Linked DNA regions of Mus musculus: region 1 is linked to region 2. Evidence: chromatin contacts called from ENCODE POLR2A ChIA-PET data. All regions are on one chromosome and are shown on one strand. Each heading gives the region's core, a stretch centred on a gene start or an enhancer-like site at or near the end of the contact. The rest is flanking DNA. Distances are from core to core; before and after follow the strand shown. Region 1 holds the start of Scand1 (SCAN domain-containing 1). Region 2 overlaps Phf20 (PHD finger protein 20).

Region 1 (3,163 bases), core at 428-2,927, 34 kb after region 2:
TTCTCAGTCCCTGTCACAGGACACTGGATACTCTGTGTGTGTGTCTAACAAATGTGAAAGTAGAGGTCATATGAGATGGAGAAGTTAAGTGGAAATTATGTAAAGTACACATCAACTTCTCAAAAGAAAAACTGAGAAAAGCTGTTTTCAAAAAAAAAACTTACCAGGTAACCGTTGGAAGAAGAGGCTATTTCCAACAAGATTACTGGGAAAACACTGTTGTCCAGTTGTACTGATTCCAGTTACTGATCTTTAAGCATAAAGTGAAACGAGAGTTCGCTTTCCTTGGCAATATCAGTTCTGTTGCTTGAGTTTGTTTTTGAGAGGGTCTACATAGCCCTGGCTGGAACACACTATGTAAAAACCAGGCTGGCCTCAGAGACCCTCCTGCCTCTGCTTCCTGAGTGCTGAGGTTTAAAGTATGAGTCACAACAACCAACTAAATAAAGCATTTAATAGGGCCAGTTATTTTACTGCTCAGCTTCGAAACCGCTGTGTACTGCCATCTGCTGAAGCTCGGATACTAGATAGTGTGAGGCAGAGGGGAGAATAGAAGGCTAGAAAACTGAAACCTCATTAACATGGCCTTTTGCAAAACAAAACTCATGCAGGTTTAGAAAAACTGAATGTGGTCTAGATCTAGGTAGATTTCCTGCCTAAGGGCACAGCTTCGCGCAAATGCAGTGGTCCAGGAATAGCTAATCAAAAGCCTTAATCTTACAGGTTCCCAGAATCCTCTAGCTATCAGCTGGAAAGGTGGGCAACAAGTTCGTAAAATAAACCCAATAAATAAAGAACGAACGCAAGACACAGCAGACATGGGAGCTGTCAAAATTCAACTTTTATTAACTCAGGGGTAGGGTGTCAGTCCAGGGAGCCCCAGGCTCCGCCGCTCAGCCGGTGATGCGCACGTCCGCGCGGCGCCGCAGCCGCCGAGCCCGGGCCGCCTCCGGTAGAATGGCCTGCAGCTGCTCCTGCACCAGCATCTCCACGATCTGCTCCTTGGTGCGGATGTCCGGCCGCAGCCACTGGCGGGACAGCTCCCGCAGCTGCCGGAAGGCTTCCCGGGGCCCGGCCGCGTCCTGGTAGCGAAACTGCCGGAAGCGCTGGCGAAAGGTCTCGGGGCCGGGCCGAGAGGCTCCGGGCCGCAGGGCGGCGTCAGCGTAGGGCGCCGTGTTCAAAGCTGCGGGCGCGCCGGGGAGCTCCGGGGCCGGGGAGCTCCCGGAATCGGGCGACGGGGCCGCACAGTCGCCGGCTCCTTCCTGCTGCTCGGGAGGCGCCGCGGGGCTTTGGGGGTCCTGGCTGGGCTGCGGCGCCGCCATGACTACGGCTGTTGGCGTCCCCCTTTGTTTCGCAGTCCGGCGCCTCGCCTGCGTCTGCACCGGAAGGAGGTAACAGAGGGCCGCTGAAGGGCAGGGCCCGGGCACCCCAGCGGGACGCGGACTCAGGACAGGCTGCGGGCAAGCCCAGCTTACCTCGACCCGCGAAGCTCCTCGGTGGCCGGAAATGAACCGATCCGCGAATCCGGAAGCCGCCTCCTCTACCAGTCACGTGAAGTTTGATCTGGGGAAGTCCGTAGACATCAGCTCTACTGACACTAAGGATGGCGGCACTGCAAGGTCCCCATTGGAGCCGGCGGACAAGTCGGACACGACAGAGTCGAAATCTGAGTCGGGATCGGATTCCAGATCAGAGGAAGACAAGGAGAGTCCGGCCTCGATTAAGGAGATAAAGGCGGAGACACCCCAACCGAAGGACCGCCCTGGCGTGCAGGTGACCTGCGCCTCCTAGGGTAGATGCTGGTCCCTACTTGACCAGGCAGGATCTGGGGGTAGCGCTGACAGTCCTGGGTAAAGGAGGGTGATGGTTGGCTAGGGGATTGTCGGAGCTTGGGCGGATGCCCTGGGTGGGACAGCGGGACAGGGGCTCCAATTACTTTTAAAAAGATCTCTCAAGCCCGTAATCCTAGAGCTAAAGGACACCTCCTGAGCTATAAATTGAGCTGAGAATCTCATTAAACACACACACACACACACACACACACACACACACACACACACACACACACACATATACTGTCGCCTGCATAGGTGCAATTGATTTCACTTTATTTTGAGAAGGACAAAGTATTTGGGCAAGAGTCTTCAGACTTTCCTGCCCCCAAACAAGTGCTCAGGGCTTCTTTGTCATTGTTTTTGCTTGTCCTCGAAAACCAAGAGAAAGAGATTCAGTGGGTACTACTTTAACTTTAAGATTAATAAGTGGGGGGCTGGAGAGATGGCTCAGTAGTTAAGAGCACTGACTCCTCTTCCAGAGGTCCTGAGTTCAATTCCCAGCAACCACATGGTGGCTTACATCTACAATGGGCTCTGATGCCCTCTTCTGGTGTGTCTGAAAAGAACAGCGGTGAATACATAAAATAAGTAAATACATCTTTGAAAAAAGTTTAATAAGTAAACTGTAATTAACGATGTCCCAGATGGTGGCCATTAGCTTCTTGTATTTACTGAATCTTTGAAAGGTAAATACCCCGAAATTGAGATGTATTAAAATGTAGAATTACGCATGTGTCTGTAGGAAAAGAAAAATATTTTGTATTTATTACATATTTGAGTATGTTATGTAATTTTGTATATATGGGGGTCAAATAAACTATATTATTAAATTTTACCTGTGTCTTTTTACTTTTAAAATACAACTACTTTGAAATTTTTAAATTACACATACAGTTTATAGTATATCTTTGTTGACTAGCTGCTGTCTAGAGTGTCGGAATCAGGTGTCAGGAAACATCTTTTCTTTGCTTTAACACCCCCAGCAATAAATAGTGCCTGCCTCACAGTTGTCAGGTGGAGTAAATCAAGCTCTGGAAAAGACAGAGCTTTCAGAGCTAGGGAGATGGAGCGGTTGGTAAGGATGCTTGGGATGATGGGATGAGATGAGCGTGGTACCCAAGCATTGTGAGTCCACAGCTCTGGGCAGCCCACGAAGTTCTAGGCTTCTATCCTCCTCCGGACAACTAAGTCTTCCAGAATGACCGGGTTCATTCAGCTTCTCTTGGCTTCTGACTGAATTGCTCTGCTTGGCCTCATACTAACTTTGGCACTCTCCTCCTCCCCCTCCTCCTCCTCCTCCTCCCCCTCCCCCTCCTCTTCCTCCTCCT
Region 2 (3,185 bases), core at 684-3,183:
TCTCCATATTGAGAGGCAGAAGTAGAAACATCTTAATAAGTTTGAGGCCAGCCTCATTTCCAGGGTATCACAGTGAGGCTCTGTCAAAAAAAAAAAAAACCCAAAAAACAAAAACAAAAACAAAAAACCTCCAGAAAACCTCCAGGTAGTTTGTGACCCACTTCACGTGGGAAGTGCTTTTGAGTCTTCTGCAGGGGTTCTTTTCGTGTGTGTATGTGTGTGTGTGTGTGTGTGTGTGTGTGTGTGTGTGTGTGTGTGTGTATGAAAAGAAAGAGGCAGAGACAGACTCTCAATAATGATGGTTGCTCTGGCTGTCCTGGAACTCACTCTGTAGATCAGGTTAGCCCTGAACTCACAGAGCTCTGCCTGCCTCTGCTTTCAGTGCTAAGACTAATGCTATGCTCCATTCATTTCTGATTTTGTTACATATTCTCTTTTGGTATTTTGGCTATGGAGTTACCAGTTTTATTGGTCACTTAAAAAGAAGTAACCTGTTTTGTGTCTCTTGTTTTGATTCTAACCAATTTCTCCTAACTTTCTAGAACTTTATAGTTGCTTTAGCAGTCACCTTTTTTTCTGTGTATGTGTTGTGTTGCCCATCTGTTCATTTAATGGGGAGATGTTATATGCATGCTCCAGACTTTATTCTAAACCATTCTTATTTGTGAATGTTCTGCATGGAACATGGAACAATGAACAGACTCATGTGGGGCCTTGACCTGTAGCTGTAACTTACATAGTCTTGGTGGCTGGTTGTCTGCTCTAAAGTGAACAGAAAGGTCCTTGTCACTAGAGTTTTAGTAGTAAGTGTTGCACTGGTAAGTTAACTAGGTCTGTTTACTATAACACCTAGAAGAGTTCTATCCTTCAAACTTAAGGGGTTTTGCATTTTGTTTTTTTAAATGCTTTTTGTTTGTTGAGACAGGGCCTACTATCCCTAAACAATTTTTCTGTCTCAGTCTACATGTACTGGGATTGCAGGCATAATCTTCCATGCCTTGTTCTGTTTCTTGAATAGAGAGTCACAGATGTATAATCATTTTTCTTTAGGAAGTTGTGTCTGTCCAACAGAATGGATAATCAAAATGTGGAGTCCACAAACCTTTATTGAATAAGCCATGTGTACCTGCTGTGGAGGAACTGAACTCAGAACTCACTCTCTGAGCCCTTCCTGTGTGCCAGAAGCTATTCAGTTTACAGAACTTTGTGGACTTAGTGTTTAGGCAGGGTTGGAAGAAGGACCTGGGAAGGTGGGTGGCAGGCAGACATTTGGAGGTGGGGGGGAAGCACTGTGTAGCCCAGGAGACTCTCAGATAATGTGGTTTCTGACTTAGTTTGCAGGTTTCCTAAGTGGGTTAAGGCTAAGCAGGGAAGTTGCTCTCAGTCTCAGCCATTTGCTTTGAGGAATCTGTGGAGTTCTTGACTTTCAAGTTAATCTAACTTCACAGTAGACAAAGAAGCAACTCAGCCAAACTATGGCTTATTAGTTTGTTCCCATATCCTGCCCTCCTTCCCTCTGTATCCTCCCTGCTGCTGCTGAACTGCTGAGGACACCATGGGAAAGAAGAGAGCAGAGTGCTGCCTTGAGGAACTTGGTACAGTGAGGGGCAGGGCCACCTCCTCCCAGGCACTTATCACAGTAGTGCCTTTACTCCTAGAAGGGGCAGCGTGCAGTCAGTGATTAGGACTGGGGAAGAAGGTCACCTTTGTAATTCTGTAGCTAAAAAGGAGAGGTATGTCGTCCTTGAAGCAAAATAATATTTCTGGGGTTTGTTTTGGAATAAAGGGTTTGTGGGAATACAGATGATACAGAAAGATTGCTGGTAAGAAGGCTGCTAAAGACACTTGAGCCAGGAATGCCTTATATAAGTGGGCAGGAAATGGGCTGGGTTGTCAGCAAAACAGCCACAGAGAGCAGGAGCGGCTCCGCCACTGGGCAGTGACTGTTCTCCAGGCTGCTGCCACAGCCTTGTTGTTTCTAAACCTAGGTGGAGTCATGCCCCTAGAAATGAGAAAGCAGCTGTTGGAGGCAACACTTCAAGTTCAGAGAGGACTCACCAGCAGGGGCAGCACTGCCATCTTGTGGAATAGATGGTCATGCTCTCATTTGCTTTGTGTGTATGTAGAAATCTATATTCTGGGCAAGAGCCAGGCAGTGTTCACTGGAACCAGATGCCTGGAGGTCAGGGGACAACCTTGTGAATAATTTCTTTCTTTCTACTTTTTATTTATGTTTTGGGAATCAAAATCACATTGTCAGGTGTACACAGCAAGTGCCATTACCAACCAAGCCATCTTGTTGGACTTCTAGGTATTTTTTCTGAGCATAGACAGTTGTGTATACATGTGTTCATATATGTATATTATATTTTTTCTAATGCTAAGGACTGAACCACAGATTACTCCTACTGAGCACACACTCTGCTACTGAGCTATACTCCCAGCTATGCCTTTTTCTTGTATAGTGCTAGATCGAACCCAGGGCTTTGTACAAGCCAAGCAAGGTGCACCACCGAGTTAGCACCCTCGGCCCTGTGTACTTTTCTTTTTCTTTTTTTTTTTTTTTTAGATTTATTTATTTATTATATGAGTACACTGAAGCTGTCTTTAGACACACACTAGAAGAGGGCATCAGATTACGTTACGGATTGTGAGCTACCATGTGGTTGCTGGGAATTGAACTCAGAACCTCTGGCAGAGCAGTCAGTGCTCTTAATCATTGAGCCATCTCTCCAGCCTGCAACTGTGTGCATTTTTAAGTAAGTCTTATTTGAAATTATCTCAGGTCTATGAAAATGTTGTAAATATAGAAGAAAGAAGAGTAACATGGTGGCTTACACACTCATAATGCCAGCACTTTGGGAGGCTAAGGCTGGAGGGTAACAGTGAGTTTGAGGCTATCCTGGGCTACCCAGTGAGTTTAACATCAACAGCAGTTAGTAGGTAGGATTTCTGTTACTTCCTTCTGTGAGGACAGAATGTGGTGGAGTGACAGCTGACAGGACAGAAGTGGTGCAGACACCGATAAAGCCACCTAGGACTCCTCAAGTGGGTCCTTCTCCTCTGGCTGCTCCTGTGCTTTCGTAGTTGGGGGGGGGGGGAGACAGAGAGATACTGCGAGACTGCCTCCCTTTATAGCCCCCAACCAGCTACAAAACCAAACCCACCATTGCCCTGCATCTCTC

What was found. ChIA-PET counts read pairs that join two places held with the same protein, here RNA polymerase II (POLR2A).
Region 1: POLR2A ChIA-PET joins it to region 2 with 15 read pairs in Patski. The contact joins the promoter of Scand1 here to the enhancer-like site in region 2. POLR2A ChIA-PET finds 5 or more read pairs at or near these places in 3 of 5 experiments (Patski and embryonic stem cell).

Annotation. Positions count from the first base shown.
Region 1 is chr2:156,311,027-156,314,189 of GRCm38, forward strand. It overlaps Scand1 (SCAN domain-containing 1), which reads right to left and starts at 1,678. Exons shown (of 2, transcript NM_020255.3): 1 at 1,476-1,678; 2 at 820-1,376. The coding sequence starts at 1,322. The coding sequence ends at 894. Cnbd2 (cyclic nucleotide binding domain containing 2) reads left to right here and starts at 1,447. Exons shown (of 13, transcript NM_027585.2): 1 at 1,447-1,773. The coding sequence starts at 1,507.
Region 2 is chr2:156,276,803-156,279,987 of GRCm38, forward strand. All of the region lies in intron 9 of Phf20 (PHD finger protein 20), which reads left to right. Among named protein-coding and RNA genes, the nearest start is that of Cnbd2, 34 kb to the right of the region's middle. Within about 2 kb of position 1,934, at least 1 of the 3 ENCODE cell types and tissues checked has a DNase peak (open chromatin) inside an H3K27ac peak, as active enhancers do.